Regions from separate parts of the Homo sapiens genome. Here regions 1, 2 and 3 are each linked to region 4. A link is a contact called in ENCODE Hi-C or POLR2A ChIA-PET data. All regions are on one chromosome and are shown on one strand. Each heading gives the region's core, a stretch centred on a gene start or an enhancer-like site at or near the end of the contact. The rest is flanking DNA. Distances are from core to core; before and after follow the strand shown. Region 1 holds the start of NFKBIL1 (NFKB inhibitor like 1). Region 2 holds the start of ABHD16A (abhydrolase domain containing 16A, phospholipase). Region 3 holds the start of LY6G5C (lymphocyte antigen 6 family member G5C). Region 4 holds the start of WHR1 (winged helix repair factor 1).

Region 1 (2,778 bases), core at 249-2,748, 420 kb before region 4:
GCCTGCTGCTTGCTCTGGAATTCGTGCTCTCGCTCTCTGCGGTATTGCTCCACCTCCATCTGTGCCTCCTCCTTTGCCTGCTTCAGTCGCCGGGCCTTCCCTGGAGGCAGAAGAAAGGACAGTGAGTGGGGATGGACCCACACACACACAATGTAATAGCAGGAGTCAGTCCCTTCCAGAAAGTTATACAGCCTTCTCTCAGCCAACCAGGTGCCAGATTCTAATATCCATCCATTTCTTCCCTCCTAACCAGCCTCCAGACCCTAGCTGTCTGTCTTCCCGCCAGCCTTGGGTTTTCCCAAAATGTTTGCTGTCCCCCACCCCCAATTTTCTTTCCAAACTCCTAAGGGAGGAAAGAGGAGACTCACTCTTTCTGGCATCTGCCACCTTCTCAGCTGCCCGCTTCTCAGCTTGCAGAAGCTGCTGGATACCTTGGGACTGACTGGCCATTTCTGTTGTTATGGCCGATGCTGTTTTGAATGCTGTCAAAGTACCAGATGGCTCCCACCCCCCACCGCTTACTTCTCCTCCTCCAGCTCGTTGCTGCAGTCCTCCACTACCCCTGGGTCTTAGTGCTCCCCTGCTCACTCAGCCTCCTGCACCGAGTGTCTCTCCCAATCTCATCCTCCTATTGATGACTGGTCCTCCTCTCCAGCACTTCTTGCTCAGGCAGTACCCAAAGGGGCCGCCTGGGAGCAGCAGAGACCAGGCCCAAAGCTGCGGGCTTACAACAGGTTAGCCATCCCAGTCGGAAAGGTCTAGGGATGAGGCAGGGGCGGAGACGGGGGAGTACTGAGGTGAGAGAAGGAGAACTTGATTGGTGGTAACAGAGGAAGCATAAAGGGTTGTGAATGCGGTGAAAAGGTAAGGATGTCATCATGCAACCTGTGTTGGGAAAAGAGCATTCTGGGCTTAATTCTAAACTAACTCTCTACCTTTCTCTCTCTCTCCACCATCCCGCCCCCTCCCCTGCCTCCCGTTGTTAACATCTCCATCTTTTTCTACATATTTCTCAAGTCCAAATTTTTGCATCTCACTTGCCCCATCCTACGATAGTCTTCTTCCGTCTTTTGTCTGTATTTTTTCTTTTTTTTTGATCTGTCCCTGTTGTTGTCCCACTGTGGTTTTTGTTTTTGTTTTCCATGTTTAATGTGATTTTTATCCTGTCTTTATCTCCTCTATTTTCTCTGTCTTCTCATCTTTTCGTCCATCACTGAACCATCTCCTCTCTCTGCCAAGTTAGAGGAGGCGGGAAAAAACCTCCAAATAACTCTCTTTTCTCCCTCCCCTCCCCTCGCCTCCTTTTCCTCGCCTCCAGTCCAGTCTTCTGGTTTCAGACGGCCCCTTTAATTTAAGTTCCCTAGTTTCCCCTGGGAGATCTGGCCAAGAACTACCCGGTCGGGGCGGAACGACATCCGGTAACGCCCCTCACAGTTCACTTCCGTCCTCCACCTGCGTCTCTGCTTGCGCCATTTCCTCCAGCCTGGAGTGTCTCCGCCCTTCCCGCCTCCCGTCTCCGAGCTTCTTAAACACAGGCCTTGGGCCTACGGCTCTGGGGGTACTTGGGGGGGCGGGGGCAGGTCTGATGAGTAACCCCTCCCCCCAGGTTCCAGAGGAAGAAGCCTCCACATCTGTCTGCCGGGTACATGATATTCAATTTCTAGATCATTATTGGAGATTATCTGTGACTTTTTAAAACTCAGATTTCTGCTGATAAAAATTTTCCCCATCCGGCCCTGTTGGGTTTTTTTAAAGTTCTTTGTTAAAAATTAAAAATTTACCTGGGCTCCTGAGCCTTAAACCAATTATTTACCCTTTTCTCGAATTTTACATTAAAAAAATTAAACCTCTGATCCTATCACCCCCCTCAAAAAAAATTTTTTTTCAAATCTATCATCTGATAAAGGATCAGGGTTAGGTTAGGCCTCATCTCTTGCTGAAGATATTAAAAAAAGACGGAACCAAAGGGAGAAACAACAGGGGATGTCAGAGATGGAGGGAGAAGGACCAGCCAAGGCTGAAGTCCTGACTGCTGCCTTTTTTCCTTCCCCAGCCCAAGAGTTCCATGGCCTCCACTTCCCGCCGCCAACGCCGAGAACGTCGCTTTCGTCGTTACTTGTCTGCAGGACGGCTGGTCCGGGCCCAGGCCCTCCTCCAGCGACACCCAGGCCTCGATGTAGATGCTGGGCAGCCCCCACCACTGCACCGGGCCTGTGCCCGCCACGATGCCCCTGCCCTGTGCCTGCTGCTTCGGCTCGGGGCTGACCCTGCCCACCAGGACCGCCATGGGGACACGGCACTGCATGCTGCTGCCCGCCAGGGCCCAGATGGTGAGTCTGCTCAGTGGGGAACAAGGTCATAAGCAGCTGACCAGACCTGAAATGAAAGCCAACCAATAGTTGAGAAATAAGCTGGTTATTTGGTCATCAGGACCTAGGGAAGGAGTTAACCAAGTTGGCATGTGGCTGTCATTTGTCCCTTTACATTACTGAGCTACCATTGTCTGAAGAACCCAACATTCCCCAAAGATCAACTGGTCTTCAAATTTCACATCTGTTTAGATTAGTAGCTACTTTGTTTCTTGACAGATTGTTTGCTCGTAGCCAAAAAGTAGCATAGAAGGTAGGCTCTGGAGTTAGATTGCCTGGATTCAAACCCCAGCTCCAAATCCCAGCTCCACACTTCATAGCTACGTATTCTTGGACAGGTTACTTGAGGCTTAGTTTGCCCATGTGTAAAAATTAAAATAATAACAACCTTTGCTATGTGCCAGACATT
Region 2 (2,719 bases), core at 213-2,712, 270 kb before region 4:
GCCCCCAGAGAAAGCAGTGCTACATACCAAAGGGGAGTGCCAAGTATGCACATTTAGAGTGTGCCTGTGTGTCTGTGTTGGAGAGGTCTGCTGCAGAGCCCAGGGCATCCCCCAACCCCAGGGCACTGTTGCTCCCAAGTTAGGGAGGGCTAAGTTCAAGAGGACAGGTGGGTCTGAAAGATGCAGAGTCCCAGATGCCAGGGTAGACATACCAGTGCCAGGATGCTGTCAGCATGTTTCTCCAGGGCACGGGGCTGATAGTACGTATCCTGCCAAAACAGATGGCCTCCTTAAGGACCCTGCCCACTGGCAGGTCCTTTCCCTTCCCTTTCAGAAGCCCTGCTGTGTGTCCTCTGGTTCTAGTCTCGTTGACTATCTCTCTTGAAACATCCCTGGCCCCCACAGAAACTCCTCTTCCTCACCCTCACTCTGAACCTAATTTCCCACCCCTGACCATGGGAACAAACACAGGGAGCTGGATTTGGAAGCAAAAGTGAAAGCAGCATTGGACGATTTTTGCTCCTTTTCCACAGCCTAGTTTCAAATGGATTGCAGGCGCGTGCATGTGGGGAGAAGGGTTAGTTTGAGAAGAAAGAAAAGACACCTAGACAATCTAAGAAGGAAAGAAAAGCATCAGAAATAAGAGTAGTTGACTAAGAAGAGAATGTGGGTAGGAGCGGGCAGTTTGTAGGAGACAGTAACACAATGAGACAACTGATAAAAAGGAAGAGAATATTTAGAACAGCCTACCACCACCCGCCAGCTCTCCAGAATACAATGACTCGGGTCTCCAGGCTAGGTTGGGCGGGGGTTGAGGGGAGGACCGACGGATACAGGATCTGTAAAAGTCATTCTGAAATTCAAGGCGAGGGTAAAGGGAAGATAAAAACAGAGCCGGGGGAGGCATGAAGAGGCACTGAAGAAGAGGAAACTGGGAGTCTGACAGCAAAATTCAACGGCTCCCCAGTCCGCGCAGGGTCTCTTCCCGGGACTCAAGACTCAACTGGGACCGGCACGAACCACGACACACAGGGTCGGGGGGACGCGGAGAGGAAAGAACAAAGAGTGGCAGTCGGAATGAGAAAGCGGTAAAGAGCGAAAAAGAAAGGAGGCGGCCAGTCCGTAGGCGTGACTTTAACTCAGGAAGCACACAGAGCGCAGATTTTGCGGATAACTGGCTTGACAAGCAGGCTCCCCTTATTTCCCATTATGGGCACTTCTGGGGAGCAAAAGGCCGTAAAGGGTTTGGACTGTACCACGTTCTTCGGTGGGGAGGAACTCGACTCACCCAGGAGCTGGAATGGGGGGCAGTGACTGCCGTTGGCGTCTCAGGGACGCTGGCCGGGGCCCTTTCAGAGTCCCTCTCCCGGTAGATTTTGTAGAGCCGGGGGCCTAGGACGCAGCTCAGCAGCTTCGCCATGGCCCCGGCTCGGGCCGCTGCTCTTCCAGCAGCAGGTCCCCCTGCCGGCCCCGCCCTCCCTGCCTCTGAGGTGTTGTGTGCCCTTGACGTCAGCCCGTACCGGCTCCGCCTCCGGGCGAGTTGCGACATTTTCAGTGCTTCCTGAGAAGAGTTTCGCGCAGTTGGAGCTACGGGTACAGCAGTGGTCCGAAACTAGTGGAAGACCACTAGAACGCGGAGAATCAGAAAATTACCGGGCATGGTTCAATAATTTTTTTCTGTCTCATTATTGGCAGACTCTAGAGCGACAGCGGAAACGAGGGGTGAGATTAGGAGTACTTGATAAGAGTAACCGAAAACATAAGGTGTCTAGGAATGTATCTAGTACAAGAAATGCAAGGTTTTATGAAGAAAACTATAAAAAGTTATTGAAAAGGCAAACTGGCCCGGCCCGGCGCAGTGGCTCACGCCTGTAGTCCTAGCACTTTGGGAGGCCGAGGCGGGGGGATCACTTGAGGCCAGGAGTTCGAGACCAGCCTGGCCAACATGGTGAAACCCCATCTCTACTAAAAATACAAAAATTAGCCTGGCATGGGTGGTGCGCGCCTGTAATCCCAGCTACTCGGGAGGCCGAGACGCGAGAATCGCTTGAACGCGGGAGGCAGAGGTTGCAGTGAGCCGAGATCTTCCCACTGCACTTCAGCCTTGGTGACAGAGCAAGACTCTGTCTCTAAATAAATAAATAAAGGTAAACTGGCCCAGCGCGGTGGCTCACGCCTGTAATTCCAACACTTTGGGTGGCCGAGGGATGATTGCTTGCGTCCAGGAGTTCCAGGCCATGGCTCATGCCTGTAATTCCAACACTTGGGGTGGCTGAGAGAGGATTGCTTGCGCCCTGGAGTTCCAAGCCAGCCCAGGCAACATAGTGAGACCCCATCTCTACACAAAATACCAAGGGGGAAAAAAAAAAGACCTAGCAGGGTGTGGTGGTGCCCACCTGTAGTCCCAGCTACTTGGGAGGCCAAGGTGGGAGGGTCGCTTGAGCCCGGGAGTTTGAGATCGCTCCATGCACTCCAGCCTGGGTGACAGAGCCAGACCCTGCCTCAAAATAATAACAATAATAATTGAAAAAATAAAAAAAGAAAGAGGTAAACGAAAAGCTTTTCAATAAATGGAAAGCTACACCATGGTCCTGGATACGAAAATTCAGCACAGTAAGATATGCGGAATATTTGTAAAAAGAAAATAAATGAATCATTACTGTTATGCATGAACTGGATCTTAAAACCATGATGCTGAGTGAAAATAGAAAGCCACAGA
Region 3 (2,763 bases), core at 262-2,761, 290 kb before region 4:
CTGGTGCTTTGCAGCCAAGTGGGGAGCCCAGCAGGCTGGACTCAGTCTTGTTCTATCCTGTGGATTCTGGTTTTCTCATCCAGCACACTCCCTAACCCTCCCTATTCTATGTTGCCCTCAGATCCAGAGAGGATTCCTTCAGTATCTCTATTCAGGTCACTGCTGTGAAGTGAGACAGCCCTGGGGTGGTCACTAGAAATCTCCTTCAGAGGCTGGGTGCGGTGGCTCACGCCTGTAATCCCAGCACTTTGGGAGGCCAAGGCGGGCAGGTACCTGAGGTCAGGAGTTCGAGACCAGCCTGGCCAACATGGTGAAACCCCGTCTCTACTAAATATACAAAAATTAGCTGGGCTTGGTGGCTTATGCCTGTAATCCCAGTTATTCGGGAGGCTGAGGCATGAGAATCGCTTGAACCCGGGAGGTGGAGGTTGCAGTGAGCCGAGATCTCGCCACTGCACTCCGGCCTGGGATACAGAGCGAGACTCCATCTCAAAAATAATAATAATAATAAATTTTTAAAAATCTTCAGATTGCACATCAGTCCATGAGCAGGCATTCCCTACCAAACCCATCTGTCCCATCTCTCCTCCTGCATGGGTTTACCTGAGCATCCTGGACAGGTGTACCCAGACACTTGGTGTCTGTGGGTTTCTCCATCCAGGCCAGGAGACCCTTCTGAACCCTTGGAGCCACTTACCAAACACCAAGCTCATCATGACCAGCACTATTAAGAGGACCGTGTAGAGGGCTTGGGGGCTGCTGTGGAAGCACAGGGGACCCAGACTCTGGCTCCCTGCAGGGCCTGCCATAAAACGCATGACTGCCTGCTGGCCTCCAGTTTGGGCTTATATTGGTGGAAGAGAGGTTGGCCAAGAGGAAGGAGAGAGGCAACACCAGCTCAGGGTGGAAATCAGTGCCAGACCAGCCAGAGGGGCAGAATGTTCGCACCCACAGCCACTCTGGGGCATAACATCCTGCTTGAGGGCAGGGGACCAGCAATAGGGGAATGAGAAAAGGAACTGTCTTTCCTATTAATTGGACAGATGTTTATTGAATCACTGCATCAGATGCTGGGGATACAACCCTGCACAAAGTCTCCACCCTCACAGGGCACAGTCTAGTAGGGGAGACAAGTCCACCAGCAATGATGTGGGGAGGGCAGAGTGCTGCCAGGAGCACCTCGACAGTTAAACCACTGACCAGAGGGATTTCGGCAGAGGAGTAACTTGATCGGATTTCTGTTTATAAAAGATTGCCATGGCTGCACATTGCATTTGGGTCAAGAGTGGAGGCCGCCGGGAAGTAGGACGCTATTCCCGAGTCCGGTCACAAGATGGCGGACTGGTCCGGCAGAAGACGAGCAGGGACGAGGAAGCGGGGCTAATGAACCTGAGATACAGTTAGAAGACTGGACAGATTTGCTGTTGGACTGAACGAGGGGTGAGGGAACAGGGGTAGGCTTGCACAAGGAAGTGGTACCATTTTCCAAGATAGGAAACATGTGGTCTGTCTCAAAAAAAAAAAAAAAAAAGCAAATAGGGGGTGCCCAGTCCCACTTCTCATACCCTGGGGACACCTGTCAGACATCCTAAAACAAGGACACCTGGATCCCAAGCGATACGTACTCAGCTCAGTGCTCCCTTGGGGTTCCAGGAACCCAGCGCCTTCCCTCACCTCATCCTTTTTCCTGCCCCGCCTGTGCTCAGCTGCGGCTCAGTGGGCCTGAACTCCGGAGCCCACAGAATCTGGCGCTGGGCGTCCGCTCTCCGCGCCTGACCGCACCTCAGAACTCCGGTAGGACGGGGGGGTGGCCCCCCGCTCAAGCTCTGTTCCCTGGGGAAGAAACCTGGAAAGTGCGAACCGCGCGTCGGGACCCAAGCGTCGGGCCCCAGCGGACATCCGGAGCCCGAAGCGGCTCCCCAGGAAGGCGGCGCCGTAGCGCCACTCTCCCTCCCAGGCGAATTCTGGAGACCGCGGCCCCAGGCGTCTCACCCATTTTCTCCGCTGGGGACCCGCTGGGCTCCCCATCCACGCCTACTCGGTCCCCACCCCACCAGCTCAGTCTTGACTCAGAAACTCAGGGTTTTTACTTTTAGGATCGTTGGGCTGTGCGTTAGGGGAGGAGGTGGTCCTCAGCGTCCTGGAACGACACCACCTGCTCCAATTTCCCGTCTGGAGGTTCTGGTCGAGGCTCCGAACTCGGGTTCCCTGCTACCTCCCAGACTATTCAAGAATTATCCAGTCCCAGGATGATAAGGGGGAAGATGGGAAGAAACAGACGGGAGACGCCCGCCCAGAAAGACTGCGGGAAGAAAGAAATTCGAGAGGAAACTGCACGCCACTGAGCGCCTCCCAAAAGCCTTGGAATGAATGAATTTAAAAACTATATTAGGGCCGGACTGCGGTGGCTCACGCCTGTAATCCCAGCACTTTGGGAGGCCAAGGCGGGTGGACTACCTGAGGTCAGGAGTTCGCACCCAGCCTGGCTAACATGGTGAAACCCCGTTTCTACTACAAATACCAAAAATTAGCCGGGCGTGGCGGCTCATGCCTGTAATCCCAGCACTTTGGGAGGCCAAGGTGGGGGATCATTCGAGGTCAGGAGTTCGCAACCAGCCTGAGCAACATGGTGAAACCCCGTCTCTATCAAAAAATACAAAAACATTAGCCAGGTGTGGTGGCGCACGCCTGTAGTCCTGGCTACTCGGGAGGCTGAGGCAGGAGAATCTCTTGAACCTGGGAGGCAGAGGTTGCAGTGAGCCG
Region 4 (2,700 bases), core at 27-2,526:
CAGCAGTTTTGTCAGGTGCCCCCGCCACGTCACTATGGCCTCTGCCAGCCAGCCTGGACCCCTGAGAGGCAGGAGTTACAGGCTGAAGGTCTGACACAAGCATTAGTGAGATGCTCCCCTCGAAGAATAGTCTTGTTTCTTCTAAGGACTGATTCTCACCCCGGCTTTGGCTCTCCTAATTTTAGAGGGTAGGTACGGGTCTCCAGATATACTGCCTACCACGCTTTGCTCACCCCTCCAACCGGCCTCGGTGTTCCAGGAGCCAGCACAGCAGGTGGTCCAGCCTTTCCTGGACCTCCTCGTCCCGGGGCTGGTATCGATCCGGGTATCCGTCTCTGAGGTCAAAGTTGGGGCCTGGACCGTTAGTGGGGGGTGGGCTATAGTAGCGCAGGGCTCGGGCATCTCCATGGTACTGGCGTTGAGCATCCAGGGAGAAGCAGCCCAGTTCCGAAGGGCGCCGGTAGAAAGGAAAGGGCCCAGAGTAGAGGGCAGGGTCTGTGGGCAGAGAAGGTGCTGGACGAGGTAGTTTGTTCCGAGGCTCAGCTACCTCTGTCTTCTCAGCTCCTCTCTTGGTCCCCCTGGGATCCATGAGGTCCTAAGACAAGCAGGGGTACAGAGTTTCCATTCTACAGAGGAGGCCTGGAGAAGGATGACTGGTTTAGGACTAAGCGAGCCACCTGATCGCCAGGCTCTGGCCTTGAAACATTCAGGCCCCTCAGACGCCACCGCGGCCAAGCTCTCATCCTGCCTCTTTCCTTGCCCTTCACCCACCCTCCCTCCAGGTCCTCCAAATGCAGTGAGGTTAGGAAGGACGTCTGCGCTCAGATCAAGAATCCAGTTACCTCAAAGCTCCCCAACTTCCACCTCCGCAGAGCTATGACGTCATGGCAGGCACGCCAGAGGCCGAAGGATGCAAAAGTGGTTTTCTGCTTTCGATGATGCAATCATTCAGCGACAGTGGCGGGCAAACCCCTCCCGGGGCGGGGGAGGTGTGAGCTTCACGAAGGAGGTTGACACCAACGTGGCCACCGGCGCCCCTCCACGCCGCCAACGAGTCCCCGGGCGTGCGTGCCCTTGGAGGGAGCCAATCCGCGGCCGGCGTGGGGCCCGGCCTGGCGGAGGTGATGCTGGTATGTGCGTCGCCACCGCCCCTCCCAGCACTGACGGGCCTGAGGGACGACAAGTTGACGCTCCTTTCGTCATCACCTGGTCTAGGAGGGACGCCCGGGGAGACCGTACGTCACTGCTCTGCGCCGGAAGACCCTATTTTCAGGTTCTCTTCCCTCCATTCCTACCCCTTCCCCGGTACCATAAAATCCCGGGATATGAGCTGGAAGAGGCATCACCTGATCCCGGAGACCTTTGGAGTTAAGAGGCGGCGGAAGCGAGGGCCTGTGGAGTCGGATCCTCTTCGGGGTGAGCCAGGTAACCATGGCAACCCCGGGGGTGGGGCCTCGCTTCCGGTAGCCGAGAGTTTTGTTAGAACCGCGTCCCCGCCCCAGTTCCCTGTCCGTGAGCCGATTTATCTGCCCAGGGTCGGCGCGCGCGGCTGTCTCAGAACTCATGCAGCTGTTCCCGCGAGGCCTGTTTGAGGACGCGCTGCCGCCCATCGTGCTGAGGAGCCAGGTGTACAGCCTTGTGCCTGACAGGACCGTGGCCGACCGGCAGCTGGTGAGGGGCGTCGGTGCGACCGCCGGAAGCCCCTTTCCTAACTCCTGGAATTCCCTGTCACTCAGTCACTCCGCCAGCCGTTCAGCAAGCATTAGGCCTTTCAGGCGAGGGCACTGTGCCAGGCACTGGGGTGCCACAGAGACCCTGTTAAAAGTCCCGCAGGTAGTACAGGGCATTTCAAATCATGGAGGTAGAAGAACGAGGCTTTTGGGGAAACCGAGTCATGGGGCATGGTTCGAACATACAGCGCTGGGAGTGCAGTCAGACGTCAGATCATGACAGGCCTTGTACATCAGTGTTGTTTCCATCTTACACTGAGGCGATGGGCTGGTAGAGAATATCATAGAGAGAGGGAATGGTGTATTGGAGATAGTGGATGAGGCAGGGAGGTCAGCTAAGAAGATACTGCATCTGAGAAGTGGTGAAGGCCTAAATTAGGTCAGTGCAGTAGGGAGGGAGAGGAGAGTGAGGAAGAGGGAGGAGTCCAGGACAACTCAGACTTTCCAGATGACTGCGTGGCTGGTGGTATTAGGAGCACATTTAGTTGTTGGACTACAGATAATGTGTTTAATTTTATACAAGTTGAGTTGATGGTGCATGTGGAGCATCCAAAGACAAAGGTATTAGACAGTTGGATATGAGAGTTGGAGAGAATTCTGGGCCAGTGATAATAGAATTACAAGTCATGGAGGTGTGAATAGCAAGTGGTTAATTCTGTGATGTGGTGAGATCCAGTAGGAAGAGTGGGTAGAGGAGTGATTTCTAACCTTTTTGTAATCTTTAGAAGGTGATAAAAGCTATGGCTATCTCTCTCCAGAAAAATGCACGTTTGCCACATATACATAGGGTGTATGTATAGTTAGGGGGGAAATATTTTACTAATCCTGCGAGGTCCGTGGTTAAGGACTCCAGGTTTAGAGTGGAAGTTAATAGGGTCAAATCCACAATGCTGGGAAACACCATCATTTAAGGCAGTGTTACTGAATATATGAGCTGAGTTATTATGCCTGTGTCAAAATTACGTGGGCT

Evidence for each region. Hi-C counts contacts between places; a loop is a spot of excess contacts on that map. ChIA-PET counts read pairs that join two places held with the same protein, here RNA polymerase II (POLR2A). Pooled maps may share reads with other maps.
Region 1: a loop to region 4 is called in a map of psoas muscle, with 2.5 times the contacts of the local background. The contact joins the promoter of NFKBIL1 here to the promoter of WHR1 in region 4. A Hi-C loop is called at or near these places in 3 of 168 maps with a recorded cell type or tissue (HL-60/S4, dorsolateral prefrontal cortex and psoas muscle) and 14 of 50 pooled maps. POLR2A ChIA-PET finds 5 or more read pairs at or near these places in 5 of 52 experiments (CD4-positive, alpha-beta T cell, MCF 10A, WTC11 and 2 more).
Region 2: a pooled map shows a loop between it and region 4 (12-fold over the local background). The contact joins the promoter of ABHD16A here to the promoter of WHR1 in region 4. A Hi-C loop is called at or near these places in 9 of 50 pooled maps. POLR2A ChIA-PET finds 5 or more read pairs at or near these places in 5 of 52 experiments (CD4-positive, alpha-beta T cell, CD8-positive, alpha-beta memory T cell, MCF 10A and 2 more).
Region 3: a loop to region 4 is called in a map of ovary, with 2.6 times the contacts of the local background. The contact joins the promoter of LY6G5C here to the promoter of WHR1 in region 4. A Hi-C loop is called at or near these places in 2 of 168 maps with a recorded cell type or tissue (ovary and thyroid gland) and 8 of 50 pooled maps. POLR2A ChIA-PET finds 5 or more read pairs at or near these places in 3 of 52 experiments (AG04449, RWPE1 and endothelial cell of umbilical vein).

What each region holds. Positions count from the first base shown.
Region 1 is chr6:31,546,110-31,548,887 of GRCh38, forward strand. It overlaps NFKBIL1 (NFKB inhibitor like 1), which reads left to right and starts at 1,499. Exons shown (of 4, transcript NM_005007.4): 1 at 1,499-1,642; 2 at 2,054-2,330. The coding sequence starts at 1,586. ATP6V1G2 (ATPase H+ transporting V1 subunit G2) reads right to left here and starts at 499. Exons shown (of 3, transcript NM_130463.4): 1 at 369-499; 2 at 1-100. The coding sequence starts at 450. ATP6V1G2-DDX39B (ATP6V1G2-DDX39B readthrough (NMD candidate)) reads right to left here and starts at 739. Exons shown (of 13, transcript NR_037853.1): 1 at 369-739; 2 at 1-100. RefSeq lists an enhancer at 33-532.
Region 2 is chr6:31,701,862-31,704,580 of GRCh38, forward strand. ABHD16A (abhydrolase domain containing 16A, phospholipase) reads right to left here and starts at 1,463. Exons shown (of 20, transcript NM_021160.3): 1 at 1,289-1,463; 2 at 213-269. The coding sequence starts at 1,420.
Region 3 is chr6:31,679,556-31,682,318 of GRCh38, forward strand. It overlaps LY6G5C (lymphocyte antigen 6 family member G5C), which reads right to left and starts at 1,512. Exons shown (of 3, transcript NM_025262.4): 1 at 698-1,512. The coding sequence starts at 818. RefSeq lists a silencer at 558-765.
Region 4 is chr6:31,971,087-31,973,786 of GRCh38, forward strand. It overlaps WHR1 (winged helix repair factor 1), which reads left to right and starts at 1,277. Exons shown (of 7, transcript NM_004197.2): 1 at 1,277-1,425; 2 at 1,535-1,671. The coding sequence starts at 1,326. It overlaps DXO (decapping exoribonuclease), which reads right to left and starts at 1,052. Exons shown (of 7, transcript NM_005510.4): 1 at 843-1,052; 2 at 234-595; 3 at 1-61. The coding sequence starts at 589. RefSeq lists an enhancer at 839-1,549.